Regions from separate parts of the Homo sapiens genome. Here region 1 is linked to region 2. The links are chromatin loops, found by intact Hi-C in ENCODE. Cell type or tissue: mammary epithelial cell. All regions are shown on one strand.

Region 1 (8,000 bases), 170 kb before region 2:
TCTACAAACTTCATATGTAATTCATTTTAGGGAATTTTACACATTTATTTTCTATTTCTCAAATTCGTAAACATTTATTTTATGTTTATATTCTTTCTTTCCTTAATAATAGCCAGTGTGCAAAGTGCTCTTAAGGATACATATCTTGTCTTTAGAAAGGCAATTACCCAGTGGGAAAGTCAGTGCAGACGAGCAAATGTTTATAAGGAGGTATATTTCTAAAGAGGTAGCTGACAATTAAAGTATGTTTATTTTAGAACACTATACTCTACACTCTAAGAAATGCATCTGATAAACTGATTTCCCTGACGGAATAGTGACAGGAATTATTCTCATGGACAAATCATGATCTGGATTCAAAACCATGTCTCAGGGAGAAATGTTAAAGGCACCACGTCCAGTAATTCCAGTTCTTCCCCTTTCTGCTGGACATGCCTTCAAATGCTTGAAGGCTGCCGATACCTCCCTAGACTCACGTCCAGGTTTGAGTGTGATGTACGCATAGATGTGGTTGCTGGCCATGACATTAATTTTTTGCTAGGAATCCTCAGACAGGTGTGATGAGAGGCCTGGAGGATTCCAGCATCACAGCTGGTGAGGTACATAAGTCCCAGATGGCTCACACTTGCTGTACGGAGATGATAACCAAATCCTCCTGGTTCACATTTCCAGGCTCAAATCAGGAAAACCCACCTGTCTCCAGGCTAAATCTCTAGTCAACTGACTTCCAAACATGGGTGAAGGATTCTGTTCCCCATCAGAAGCAAGCTGAGCTCAGGCTAATTGGATGGCTCCTGAACATAGGGCCGTGGGGCTGGGTGGTGGGGCCAGGCCTTTGGAGCCTCCTGGGTGCTGCAACCTGTGGGGAGGCAGCGTCATCTGGGCTCTGCATCTTTCCCCAGGGGGCTCCCTGGCCTGTGCTGGTTTCTGTCTTCCTTATCTCTGCTCCCTCTTCGGCTTCTCTAAGGGGTCCCCTGTCACTGCTTCTTTATGACGGAGCCCTCTCTTCCTCCGTTTCTTCATGACAGAGCCCCCTCTTCCTCAGCTTCCCTTCCTTCCTGTGAAAGCTTCTCCACCTTCTTCTTCGCTAGTAGCAAAAGTGAGAGATGACTAGCAAGACACGGCTGGGACCCTACAGCTTCATTCTGGGCTTTGGGAATTCTGTTCAAAATTTGCCAAATTCATGAGTTGTTTTAGATGAAAAATCAAGCTAACTAAAACTTTAAAATTTAGAAATTTATCATCAGGTCTGTTCCATTTGCACTTTATTTTTTTTTAAAGCTCTTTAATTCCATTTTCACTTAAGAAAAATTCAGAATTGTCTTCTCTGCTATATTGTCGCCTTTTGCCCTCGTTGGTCTCCTCTCATTTCTCTCCTATGCCAGGACACTCGCGATTTGGAAATCCAAATCTACTGAATTTTGCCGAAGGATTGAAACACATTGTCCACATGATATTCTTTTAAAAATGTCGCTGCATTTGAACCATCACCCTCCCCACCTGTGAATACACAGTTATACTCACATGTAGTTGTTTTGCTGATTGGAAGAACTATTTGAGAGTAAATCACAGGTGTCATAATCTTTCACTCCTTTGATCTTTAGCATGTATCTCACGAAAAAGAGAGTATTCTCTCAAATTACCTAAGTGCCTTTATTAGTCTCAGAAAATTCAACATCAATACAAAGCTAATATCTAATACACAATCTATATTCGAGTTTTATGGCATCTTTATGGTAATTTTTTTCACACATGGCATTGAGTTGCCATGTTCTTTAGTCTCCTTTATTCTGTAATGTTCTCTAGCCATTGTTTATTTTTCACCATATTGGTGTTTTTGAAGAGTGCCAGAATTTGTAGACTATTTTTCAATTTGAGTTTATCTGCATCATATAATTCTTTTAAAAGCCAATTCCTATTAAGCATTTCATATAGAATTAAATTTATGGTATAGTATTTGTAGCTGGCATCTCTTGGTACCCAGAAGTACATGTATCAGTTAGTTCTCACACTGCTATAAAAAGCTGCCTGAGACTGTGTAATTTATAAAGAAAAGAGGGTTAATTGACTCATGGTTCCGCATGGCTGGAGAGGCCTCAGGAAACTTACAATTATGGCAGAAGGTGAAGGGGAAGCAAAGACCTCGTTCACATGGCAGCAAGAAAGAGAGAGCGAGGAAGAGCAGAGAAAACTGCCTTATAAAGCCATCACATCTCGTGAGAAGTCACTCACTATCATAAGAACAGCATGGGGTACACCACCCCCATGATTCAATCACCTCCCACCTGGTCCCACCCTTGACAGGTGGGGATTATGGAGATCACAATTCAGTATAAGATTTGGCTGGGAACACAGAGCCAAACCATATCAGTGCCTTTAGGTTTAAACGTGGTCCTCTCCGCGCAGGTCCTGTGCTTTGTTCAGCATCCTTTGGTGTCTGTCCTCTCCAGAGAGGGAGATGGGTGCTGCTATTGAAGGCCAGGATACCAGTGCTAACAATCTAGGTGGGGACAAGTCACAGTGGGCTCCCTCCCTGACTCCACTGGAGTGAAGGAGAAGCTGTGGGCCAGTGTCCACTGCAGGAAGATGCAGCCTGGCCCACAGGGAGCTTTGGCAGAGACAGTCCCCGGCATCCTGGCCTCCATGGTCCTGAGGGCTTTCATGGAGTAGCTGACTTTGCACATGAGTTGGTGGATCCTCCACTGCTTCAATGTTCAGCCACTAAACGAAGCTTCAGATGGAGACCCCAAGGCACAAAGGCACACATCGCTTCCCTGCACGTGGCTTCTCTTTTGCCAGACGCTGTATTGTTCACACTGGTGTGCCCGTTGGTTACTCTAGGTGGGTCGGAGATTTTTCCACATGAACTTGCTCCCAGGAAGAGTGGCACAAGAGTGGCACAAGAAAGGCAAGCCTTAGACCCAGTCCTGCCAAGCACGCACCCATTTCTTGGTAAGGAGGCACAGCACTTCCCTGCATCTGTCCTGAAGCTCAGGAGAACCCCCATCCTATGTGTCCAGGCAGTCTGTCTAGTATTTAGCAGGACAGGGCTGGCACAAAATGCCCTGAGGCAGAATGCAGGGCCCTCCAAGCAACCGGGGAGACCCAGGTCCATGAGGGTTTCAGAGCCCGAATGCAGTGTCGGACACATTAAGTGCACAGATTGCTGGGTTCTCATGCCTCATGTGAGTTAGGGGGCTCTGGAAGTCTAGACCAGTCCCGACAATTATGTTAGATAACTCAGCAGTAAATAACAAGGAGTTAAATTGCATCGTCCTAGTTGTCAGGAGAGAGGCGGTCAGTGAAGGCTGAGGATTTGGGGAGAGCCGCTTCTTCCCAGACCTGCGTCTCCTCCAGGGTACTGACCCTGCAGGCTATATTCTGACCCACTCCTGCTGTGGCTCTCACCAGCCTTGCTCTTCCTGCTTTTCTCTTGTTCTGCCTTTCTGTGCTTCACCCACTGGTTGGGGATTTGTGGAAGCACCTTTCTAGAACCACAGAACAATGGTTCTTTGTTCTTTCTAGAAGAAACGTTCTAGAAATGGTTAAGTGTTCTTCCTAGAACACAGATCTTTCTAGAACAATGGTGCTCACAGGGCCGGAGTTCTGAGCCCTACACGAGGCCATTTTGCCCAGCACTTATGAATTTGCACTGGGAAAACCAACTACACATCTGTGGATGCAACCCTGTACATCCTGGTCCAAAAAAGATGATTAAAAAGGTTTTTTTTTTTTTTTCCAATAAAATCTTATTAGGGAATCTAAATAAATCTAATTAGAGAACAAAAGAGAATCAAATCTGATTAGGGGATAAAAGAGAATAACCCATTTGGAGATTTTTAAAAAGTAGTGATAAAAGAAAAACTTCAGCCAAATTAAATTTAAAGGTGTTTGAATAAGGAACAATTCATGAATCAGGCAGCATTTTGAGTCAGGGTTGGCTCAGAGACTCCAGTGCAGCCGTGTGGTGGAAGATTTATGGACAGAAAAGGGAATCGAAGTATAGAAACAGCTAGATTGGTTGCAACTTGGTGTTGGCCTTATTAGAACAAGGTTCAAAGAGTTGGCTACATTTGATTGGCCAAATTCAGTGTATGGGCTACAGTCTGTTTACACAGTTATAGTTTCTAATGTACCAAAAAACCTTTAGGCGAAATTGAAAATATGTAAGAAGGCAGCTTTAAGCTAAACTTGATTTGACAGTAGTGAGGAGAAAATTATCAGAAGTAAAAATTGCTATCCTGGCCAACAAGAGTGAAACTCCGTCTCAAAAAAAAAAAAAAAATGCCCAACAATTTTTTTTAAAGATATTAAACTGGTTTGGATAAAACCCTTTTCAACACTGGCTGCTCCGCCCCCTCTCCTCCCGCCATCTGAATAAGGTCTTGACTAAATTCCCTGACTGCTTTTCGCCTTTTATTACAGAGGCTGGGAAGTGGCCTTTTCATTTGGTACCGTTTTTGGACCACAGAGTCTTTCTCAGCTCATCAGTGCCCCCTGGTGGTATGCAGGGTGAGGGGACAATAACGAGTCCCATTGTTCACCGGCTGGTGACTGAAGGACATTTTCTCAGAAGCCCTGCACCTCCTCCCCTGTGACTCAGGTACACCTTTAATATTTTCTTGATGACGATATTTATTGATAGATTGTACTAAGTTAACAGCATCAAGCTCAAAAGAAGCACAGTTAAAAACCAAAGCCATTTCCCCACCCTCTTAGGGTCCATTTATTGAGGCCCTAATATGTGTTAGAGACTTTCCTGGATTTACTTTTCTGATTTTTATTACATTATATTTTCAATTGTGTGGAATGGACTACATAAGATACAAATTGTATTTGTATCTATTCAAAGCAGGCACTGTGAATAAAAGGTGCTTCCAGGAATTCCCGGTAGAAGAGGGAGTGCAGAACGGGAGAGCCAGGGCAAAGCAGGAGGAGCGCAGCCCTGGCAGGAACAGGTCAGCATGCAGTTTGGATCAATAGGGAAACACCACGTCTCTTCGTGTGCACAGGCTTCTAAACTTCATGGGATTGTTTTCAGCATCACATGAGACCCTGAGTAAAAGGCTCACTGAGCCTGGGGTATCGTGAACGCCGCACACATGGTTGTTATTATTCACTTGGCAATGCCCTGGTCTTCCTGTTCCCTAGCACTTCCGCAGTGGCATGGAAAGGAGAGCATAGGAAGCCTCTTTCCAACCGGCTGGGGGCTCCGTTGTGGCCTCCGCCACCCTAGGGCCAGGCTCCCAGTGTTCCAGCTTTTTGATGTCCCGGCTATTTCAATTATACCCACTCATTCAGGGAGTCCCATAAGTACCCAGGTACATTAATTTTCTTCAAAGTGCATCTGCAATGCATGGTTGGCTGACACGCTGACAGCCCCATCGCCAGCCAGGAGCCGTGGCAGAAGCAGCCCCACAGTCAGACCGGTGAGGTTAGGCTGGGAGTTGCTTGGACGCTCACTAGTGCTTCACCATGAGATTCTTCCCTGGAACAACTGGTGTGTGTTCTTGGCTGAACTCGGGTCCATTAGACGTTGACTTCACATTGACCTAAGAAGTTAAAGGAAAAGGGTCTCTGGCTGACGGGGGCGGGAGGGGGTGGGGTGGTGGGAACCGGCCACGCCGGGAAAGGTGCAGTAGGCGCACACAATTGACTGAAGAGGACAGCTGAGACTTATACGGAGGATTCCACCTACGTCTCCAGCCAGCCTTACGGTTCTCCCACTGCTGCTCAACACTAAGGGCCCTGGGAGAGCGGGTGCGGGCGGCTGAGCTCTGCCCGCATCCCACCTCTCACGCAGCCGCGGAGTGGACTCGGCCTGGGAACCCTTGTAATCCAATTGCGGGAGGAGGTGCCAGGAATGACCCCTCCACCGTGGGCTGTGGGCGTGGTGGGAGGATCATTTCACCCCAGGACAAGGGTGAGCCCTTAGGAAGCTGGAATAGATACTTCGAAGCCCGAGATGACCACTGTCCACGGCAGCCTCAGTCCCTTTCTCCCAGAACATCATTTAGCTGTTGAGCTAAATCATCCACTTGGCCCCTTACAGCCTCGACCTCGTCACAATGAAGTAGATGAGGCCACAGAAGCCTTTGTTATCTCCACGAGCAGCTGGAGCCCGGCTTTGGCTGAGCCCTGGCAATGCCTGCTACACCCCAGACCAAGGTGATACGTGGGTGGCTGCTGCGATCGGAATGTTTACACCCCCCCACCGCCATATTCATCTGTTGAAATCCTCACCCGCAAGGTGATGGGGCTAGGAGGCAGGACCTCCGGAAGGTGAAAAGGTCATGAGGGCAGAACCCTCGTACGCGGAAGGTCATGAGGGCGTAACCCTCGTACGCGGAAGGTCATGAGGGCGTAACCCTCGTACGCGGAAGGTCATGAGGGCGTAACCCTCGTACGCGGAAGGTCATGAGGGCCTGACCCTCGTACGCGGAAGGCCATGAGGGCGGGACCCTGGTACGCGGAAGGCCATGAGGGCGGGAACCCTCGTACGCGGAAGTTCATGAGGGCGGGACCCTCGTACGCGGAAGGTCATGAGGGCGGGACCCTCGTACGCGGAAGTTCATGCGGGCGGGACCCTCGTACGTGGAAGGTCATGAGGGCGGGACCCTCGTACGTGGAAGGTCATGAGGGCGGAACCCTGGTACATGAAATTCGTTCTCTTATTTAAGAGACAAAGAACGCCCTTGTTTTTTCCACCACGTGATGGCGCAGACAGAAGACAACCAGCATCTATGAACCAGGAAGCCCCCACCAGGCACTGAATCTGCCCCTGCGTGGATCTTAGACTTGCAGACTCCAGAACTGTGAGCAATGAATTTTGTTGTTTATAAACCACCCAGTTTTTGGTATTTCGTTATGGCAACCGTAATGAACTAAGACAGTAATTTATTTCCCCAAACCTTTCCAGCTAACATGGGCTTTCGAGCGGATTTTCAGAACATAGAACTTGCTGGTTTACTCCCTATTACCCGGGTACCTACTGACAGCAGGCACAGCATGGAAGCCAGTGCTACCATTTAACTACGAATAAGCTGATCTCAAGTTTACAGGCTGGGAGTAAAGTCAACCTTAATCAAGTAATCATTCTAGCAGGGTTATAATTACAAACGCAGAATCCACATTCTTCTGAAAGTAGCACAGTTTCACGAGGGATCATGGCAGGAATCAGATCTGAGAATAAACCTGGCCAAGAAGTCAGAGTCACAGGGGTTTTGTGACAGATTATTTTGTCACTCAGGTATTAAGCCTAGTACCCAGTGGTTATTTTTTTCTCTTCTCCCACCCGCCACCCTCGAGGAAGCCCCAATGTCTGTTGTTCTCTTCTTTGTGTCCATGTGTTCTCGTCATTTAGCTCCCACTTATAAGTAAGAGCATGCAATATTTGGTTTCTGTTCCTGGGTTAGTTTGCTTTGGATAATGTCCTCCACCTCCACCCATGTTCCTGCAAAGGACATAATCTCATTCTTTTTTTTATGGCTGTGTAGTATTCCATGGTATATATGTACCACATTTCCTTTATTCTCTCTGTCATTGATGGGCGTTTAGGTTGATTCCATGTCTCTACTATTGTGAAGAGTGCTGCAGTGAACATTCATGTCTATTTGTCATTATGGTAGAATGATTTTTATTCCTCTGGATATATGCTCCATAATTGGATTGCTGAGTTGAAAGGCATTTCTGCTTTTAGCTCTTTGAGAAATGGCCATACTGCTTTTCACAATGGTTGAACTAATTTACACTTCCATCAACAGTATATAAGTGTTCCCTTTTCTCCACAACCTCACCAGCATCTGTTGTTTTTTCACTTTTTAATAATATCCATTCTGACTTCTGTGAGATGGTATCTCATTGTGGTTTTGATTTGCATTTCTCTAATAATCAGTGACACCGAGTATTTTTTTTTCATATGCTTTTTGGCTGCATGTCTGTATTCATTTGTAAAGTGTCTGTTCATGTTCTTTGCCTACTTTTTAATGGGTCTGTTTGTT
Region 2 (8,000 bases):
TATACATTGCTATATATATATAACATATACATATTAATAGATATGCTCTGGGGCTTTCTTTTCATTCAAGTTACATCATTAAGATTCACACTTTTTTTTGTTTTGAGACAGAGTGTCAGGCTGGAGTGCAGTGGCATGATCTCGGCTCACTGCAACCTCCACCTACTAGGTTCAAGTGATTCTCATGCCTGAGCCTCCCGAGTAGCTGGAATTACAGGTGCCACCACCATACCTGGCTAATTTTTGTATTATTTCAGTAGAGATGGGGTTTCACCATATTGGCCAGGCTGGCCTCGAACTCCTGACCTCAAGTGATCCACCTGCCTTGGCCTCCCAAAGTGCTAGGATTACAGGTATGAGCCACCATGCCCAGCCCAATTCACACGTATTTTTGCATGTAATTGCAATGAGTTTATCTACACCATTGTCTAGTTCTACCTTGTGAGATACTATTATCCATTCTCCTGCCAGTAGGCCTTTCAGTTATTTCCAGTTGTTGCTATGACGGATACGGATGTGCTACTCTGAATGTCCATGTGCATATTTCTTTGTCCTCATGTGAAAAGTTTCTCTGGAAACTAGAAGTGGTATTGTAATGTTGTAAACAATGTAGATTCACAAGATAGTGGAAAGCTGGAACTTTTCCAGTGGTTCCAGCTCCAGCCAACATTGCACAAAGCTGGAAACCATATATCTGAGCTCAGTCAATCCGCAGAATAACCATATTGTTGTTGTAACATGAAAAAGTTTATTTTGCAGCAACAGAGAATAAAAATGGAAATAATGCTATTTCTGGGTCTCTTGTAAAATAAATGTTAGAGTTACCTAAATTCTTTTCTAAAATGTATGTTAACATCTCTTGATTACATTTAAAATTAAGAAGATATATCTGCAAAAAGTCCTTAGGAGATTTAACTAATAGAGTGCTCAGAGGTAAATTTAAAGCCTTAATTAGTTTCATAATTAAACCAAAAAATTAAATTAAATTAAATGTACTAACATTCCTAGTGAATAAAGTATTAAATTACCAAACTCAAAGAAATTGTAGAATAGATTTAATGACATCAGCTGTAGAAAAGTGAAGTAGAATACAAATATTAGTAAATCCCCTCATATGGCCTATGTGTTCATAGTGATAATTCCAATAGAGCTATAAAAGTAATTTCATCATCTTCAATATTCCTTTCTGATTAAAACAAGAAAAAAAGCAAGTAAATGAAGATCACTCAGGAAACTTGAAGTAGAAAGTTCTTTAACGTACATCACCTCTATTTATGCAAATAATCAAAATCTTATAAAAGCATTTAATTAGAACAATTTTATGTAAGTAAAAAACTGAATATCCTCTTTATCACTTAACATTTTAAAACATTTTTTAGATAATTATATGAAATACACCATAAAAATGAAGTGACTTTCTATAAAGATAAAAAGTACGTGTAAGTAACTTCAAGCCCTGTGATTCTAGTTGACAAACTACAGAGAAATGAATAAACATAATTTAAAATAGTGTAACATTTTATCAGATGATTCATTGTACAAAATTAAAAGCATCCTTTAATATAGAATATTACAAGTTATAGAACTATAATGATTACTAACATCCTGTTCACAATGGCCACAAGAGTGGAAAATATCTGTAAAAACATTAAAATAAAAAATATAGGGAATGCACCTGAAGAAAATGTCAAATCTTATCTGAAGCCTGACTGTCTTTTAAATAAATAGGCATGACATGCTTTGAAATATTTAAGACATGCCTTAAAATGTTATTTTTAAAAATATCTTTATTTTTTAAACTTAAGGTTTAATTACATCCAGAGAAATTATAACCCTCTTCATTGATGTCTTCTCAAATGTGATTATACAAAAGAAGTATAAAATAAAAGGGCAGAAAACTACATCCAAAACCGATGATCAAGAACTCCTGGCTCTGTAACAGTTATCAGAAAGTATGTTACTGATATAAAAAATTACAGTAGATGAACAGAAGATACTCGTGAAACAAAACGAATTAGACAACCAACTTCTCTAATTCAATTTGTGAAAAAACCGTAACAAACATAAAAATTATGTTTTAAAGTGTCAAATTGGTGATAAAACATGATGCTTTTTGTTAACTTCCTGGAAAAGATGAATGTAGATGGTTTATTTTTGAGACGTCCAAAATAAATTTTGGCTAGAATATATATTTAATGAATCTATTAATAAACCACAAAAGGCAGATGAATGAAGATGAATGAATATATATGTCAGATCTCAAGGGCAAGAGGAAGTTGCTAACTCAAAAAACAAGAGAGAGAAAGAAAACCTTGAAAACATTTTGATAAATTTTTCTATGTGATTTTTAATTTCAGTACATCAAAAAAGGAATCATAATTAAATAAGAAAGCATCAATATTTGCAAAATAGACCAAAGATTAACAAAATCAGTGTTTACATTAAAATTTTATGCAGAATGTAAAAAATAGACTACACAAGGCCTTTTTTTGAAGACCGCAGTAAACACTGACAACAGGGCCTGAGCACACACACACACACACACACACACACACACACACACACACAGGCATGCTCATACTTGGAATAGTCGATCCCAAGTGAAAAGAGCCTGAGAGTCCTAGGCCCTTCAAATTCAGAAAATGTGTAAATTTTCCCAGCTCACAGCCCTTCTATTTGGAAATTATGTTTGTTAACTTTTTCTATTCCTATATAAGACAGAAAATATTCTCAAGTAAGGAAGTTTTTCAACAGTCACCATGAGCTTACCTCATTTACTATGAGAAAAGCAATATGGACAAGTTAGAGACTGAGATGAGAAGGAGGAAGAAGGAGAGAGAGAGACTCTGGGAAGTATGCCAAAATTGTAATTTTATTTTGTTTGGACATGCTCAGTAACAGAATTATTGATGACTTCATTATATTTTTTACACTTTGAAATATGTTTGCCTGTTGAAGAAACTTAGAATGAACAGACATAGATTTTATCATGAAGACAAAAATTAATGAATGATTCATCTTAAGATACATAATCCTGGTTATTATGTGGTTACCTACAATTCATTTTGCAGACAACAGTGTTAAACTGAGAAGTGCCAGGACTTTGAAATCTATCAGTCAGCAGAAAGAAGTCCATGGAAATTTCAAAGACTTAAGAAAAATATCATATTTACAGTCATGAAAGCAGAAACAGCATTCTAAATTTATAAATTTTATAACCCAAGATATTTTATTTGCTTTTGACTTCTCCACCGTATGTCTAAGAAGATAGTTTTCCTCCAAAGTTTTTAGAAAGTACATTTTTACTTTTAGTATAAATTATAATATGCTCATGTATATGACCACATAAATATTAATATTTCGTTGAGAGGAGTGTAGTGAAGGGGAAAAGACCACTCAACTGAGAACCAAAAATCTATCTCTTTCTCCAGTTCTATCACTAACCAGCTGTGTAATCTGACTGGATTCAACATTTAACTCCTCTGAGCTTTAATTTTCTCAAAATACAAAATTTAGAAACAAGGTTTGGGATTTTCCAACTCGTATTTTAGGACAAGGGACACACAGGTTATATTTAAGTCACAATCTTTCACTAGTGCAGTTAATGCGGCATCTGAATCAGGAAAAGCATTTTTTCCCCTTCAATTTGAACTAAACATTAGCCTGGAATTGTTTTCCTTCTGTATTGCTGGGGAATAGAAATGAAAGTCTACAGTTAAAATGTAACTCGAAAGAATTTATGTGGTTCACTGGGTAATAATTGCAACATTTTCCATGGCCTATTAAAGAGCAATTTCTTTGGTTTTATTAGGTGTTCCAGAATATTTTGGAGGGTTTTGCCTAGTGTAACTTTTCTTCTTCAATTCTAGTGTGAGTGGCATGATATTCCTTTATTTCAATGGAGAAAGGGGAACTAACATCATAAAATAAAAATTTCCAAAGCACTTCTCTTAATGGTGATTTTATCCATGGTGAATGAAGAAAAATGAATCCTACAATATTCTTGTGATTTGCTATTTATTTTAAACACGTTGATTTACATGTACTTTTCTTGATGCATAGAAGACAGAAAATACTGGTTAGCTTCTCACTACTCAGGGGTTTAATTAAAACATGTCTTCTGAAATGTATCTGACCATAATACATAAACAGAGAATATTTCATTTTCCTTTCTTGCTTTTTTTTTTTTTTTTTTTTTTTACCATCGTAAACCTAACTTGGCTCTTGACCAAAGACTTTAAAAACCATTAAGGCTTTTAGAGAAATCATTTTCCTTTGTGAGCTGCATGAATTTCACAGTCACCATTGCAGTGGGAAATGAGTTGGGCGTGAATCTGGTTGAAGTGTCTAGTCTAGAGAGCCACCAGCCATGCAGCTGTCCAGAATCAGTCAGTGGGTGGCGCCACAGGACTACATTTACACCAGGAATGCATGGGCAGCTGCCAGTGTGTGAATCTAATCTTAACAATTGCAGCCGATAAAAATCAGCTTTTCCTCTTAATTACTGCTAAGTGAATACCTTCTGATATAGCAGTCAGATGGCAAGGGTGATTATTGAGCAAGAACTAACACTTCTTGGGAGCCAGAAATTCCCGGGGCACTCTACTGAATATTTTCACATACACGTAATACCTCTTCATGCAATCATGTCAATACTGTGGCAAAAACACGTACAATTTCAAAAACGAAGAGGCTGAAACTCGGAAAGTTTGCCTCATGAACAGGCTGCCATAAGTCTCAGAGCCGTATCTTGATCTGAGGGCAGGGGCGGTGAAAACATATTCACACAAACAAATGTTTCCTAGACCCAGTTAATCTCAGGATCAACCAAGAATGATTCCTCGGACATCACCATAATGTCACAAAACAATAAGGTATTCGGAATACAGAAGGAGCTGGTGTTTACCAGCGAGAAAGTTCCAGAAACTGCATTGCCATTGCTGTTCTGAGTGGAATAAGCTGGTCTGGGAAGACGGGCAAGTCCAAGGGTGACAAGTGGCACTTGTGCAGTGGTGAAGTCACAGAACTGAGGAAAGGAATGAAGGTTTCTTTCCAAGCAAGACATACACGTTAAAAAATAAAGTCGATTTGAGTTTATAAAGAGCTCACATGATTAAAAATATACCCTCCACTGAAGCAAAAAAGCAATTATGTCTTTTTTTTTTTTGCATTTTTCTGAAGTGGACATGCTTTGTAACAAGATGTCCACTGTGATAAACGCTGCCCTGGAGTTTTCTTTCATATATTGGCATCACTGGGATATTGTCAGCCTCTTGCTTTAACTAAGTGAACAAAGACACATAAGCTTAATCCTAAGTAAATCAGCACATCATTCTAAACACCAAGACTTGCCCATATAAAATGGGCAGGTTCCGTAGGTCCCAATTCCATGTTCATATCACATCTGCCAGGTCAATGTGTGCTTTCTGTGCATGTGGGAACACTCCCCTGGGTGGGCTTCACTTCGCCAGTAGCAAGAAAGAGCATGGTCAAGCCAGAAGTGATGATTCAGCTGCCTCCTGCAGCCTTGCCTGTTAGGAGGAAATAAAAGAAAATGCGTGTTTCAATGTGCAAGCTGGAATGGTTATTAAGCTAATTAACGTGATGATCTTAATAAGACTTTGAAAATCAGCTTTATTGAGGTCTATTTGACATAAAATTGACTGCACATATTTGAAGTGTTCGGTTTGATGAGCTTTAACATAAGTTCTCACCCATGAACTATCACCACAATCAAGATAATGAACATACTAATCATCTCTAAAAGTTTCACTGTGATTCCTCCTTTTCACCCTCCCTTGTGATCCTCAAATGACTACTGATCTGCTTTCGAGCTCTGCAGATGAGTTTGCATGTTTTAGAAATGTATAGGAATCATACAACGTATCATTTTTTTCCTGACTCCTTTCACTCAGAGTAATTATTTTGACATCCATCCATGTCGTAGCGTGTATCCATAGTTCATTCTTTTTCATGGCTGAATAGTATTCCACTGGGTGCATATACCCCAGCTGGTTTATCTGTTCACCTCTTGATGAGCACTTGAGCTATTTCTCGTTGTTGACTATGATATGGTTGTAATAAACACGCATTGTGCAAATGTATATGTGTATACATTTGGTTTCATTTCTGGAGGGTAAATTTCTAGAAATTGAATGGCCAAATCATATTGGGAGGGCATGTTTAACTTTTGCAGAAACATACACTGTTTTCCAAACTTATTGTCATTTTACATTCCTATCAGCAGTATACACGTGCTTGAGTTTCTCCATATCTTCCCTGACACTTTGTAGGCTTACCTTTATTTTACATTATTTTATTTTATTTATTTTTCTGCAACTTGGTCATCCTAGCAGGTATGCAGTGGTATTGCTGTGGTTTTCATTTGCACTTCCCTAATGACACAGGATGCTGAGCATCTTTGATGTGATCGTTTGACATCAGTGTCCTTTCTTTGGCAATGTGTTTGTTCAGATCATTTGTTCATTTTTAAATTGGACTCTTTGTTTTCTTATTATCAAGTTTTGTTTTTTTCACATTTGTGGTAAAAGTTCTTTATTAGACACAGGATTTGCAAATATTTTACTCAATCTTTTGTTCTGTTTTTATTCTCTGAAACTGTGTTTTGAAGAAGAGAAGTTTTTAATTTGGATGAAGGTCAATTTGCAGTCTTTTTATTTTACAGACTGGGATTTGGTGTCATGTCTAACACATATTGATCTAAGCCAATGTCACAAGGATCCTGTGTTTTCTTCTTGATGTTTATTTTTAGATTTTGTATTTAGCTCTACGGTCTCTTTTTAGACAAATTTTGTATACGATATAAAGGTATAGTTCAAAGTTTATTTTTATTTTACAAATGGATATTAAAATATTTCAGCAGCTGGGCACGGTGGCTCACGCCTGTAATCCCAGCACTTTGGGAGGCCGAGTCTCACAGATCACAAGGTCAGGAGATTGAGACCATCCTGGCTAACACGGTCAAACCCTGTCTCTACTAAAAATACAGAAATTAGCTGTGTGTGCACGTGCCTGTAGTCCCAGCTACTAGGAGGCTATGGCAGGAGAATCGCTTGAATCCAGGAGGTGGAGGTTGCAGTGAGCCGAGATCGCGCCACTGCACTCCAGCCTGGGTGACAGAGGAAGACTCCATCTCAAAAGAAAAAAAAAAAAATTCCAGCAAAATTTGTTCAAAAAACTATCACATCATCACCAAATAGTCTTTGCCACTTTTCCAAAAATCGTTTGTTCATATATGTGTGGCTATGTTCCTTAACTCTATTTTCTGTTGTAATGATCTATCAGTCAATCTTGATACCACATGGCCTTGACTGATGGGCTTTATCATAAGTCTTGAAGTCAGGGAATATTATTTCTTGAATTTGTTATTTTTCAATATTGTTTGAGGTATGTCCTTTGCATTCCCCTATAAATTTTAGAGGCAGTTTGCCCATTTATACCAAAAATATCTGCTGAAATTTTGATTGGGATTGAGTTTAAACTTCGGGCCAATTTGAAAAAAAAAATAGACATCTTAACAATATTAAATCTGCCAACCCAAGATCACAGTTTATCACTCCATTTATCCAGTCTTCTTTAAGTTCTTTCAGAAACGTTTTGTAGTTTTCAGCGCTCTGCTTCTTGCAAGTCTTTTCTCAGATGTATATTTTTGATGCTATTGATATTTGCATTTTAATTTTCAATTATTCATTGCTAGTGGAAACGCAATTAGCATGTGTTTATTGATCCTATATCTTGCAAACTTGCTAAACTCACTTATTAGCTTCCCTAGCTTTTGGAGATAACCTCAGATTTCCTACATAGATAATCTTGTTATTTTTAAATAAAGACAGTTTTACTTCATTCTTCCTAATTAGAATGCGTTTTCTTTATTGCTCTGAGTAAAATATCTAGAAGTGGTGAGAATAGATATCCTAATCTTGGGAGGGACATTAAGTAAATCACGATTAAATAAATATTAGCTGTAGATTTTTTCAAAA

The links. Peaks named below come from ENCODE experiments on the same cell type or tissue, not always from the same donor. Only the 100,000 strongest peaks of a DNase experiment are listed, where the experiment ranks them.
Region 1: a loop joins it to region 2, with 3 times the contacts of the local background. A loop is called at or near these places in 2 of 110 quality-filtered maps.

The regions. Positions count from the first base shown.
Region 1 is chr5:4,864,831-4,872,830 of GRCh38, reverse strand. It overlaps LOC107986400 (a long non-coding RNA gene), which reads left to right and starts at 6,449. Exons shown (of 3, transcript XR_007059111.1): 1 at 6,449-6,815. LOC105374629 (a long non-coding RNA gene) reads right to left here and starts at 6,321. Exons shown (of 2, transcript NR_188249.1): 1 at 6,244-6,321; 2 at 4,618-5,552. RefSeq lists enhancers at 5,315-5,815, 5,816-6,316. In mammary epithelial cell, a CTCF peak has its summit at 4,497 (motif pointing left); no DNase peak of the experiment used is centred here.
Region 2 is chr5:4,696,767-4,704,766 of GRCh38, reverse strand. No RefSeq gene overlaps it. Among named protein-coding and RNA genes, the nearest start is that of LINC02114, 73 kb to the left of the region's middle. In mammary epithelial cell, a CTCF peak has its summit at 4,390 (motif pointing right); a DNase peak (open chromatin) is centred at 4,496.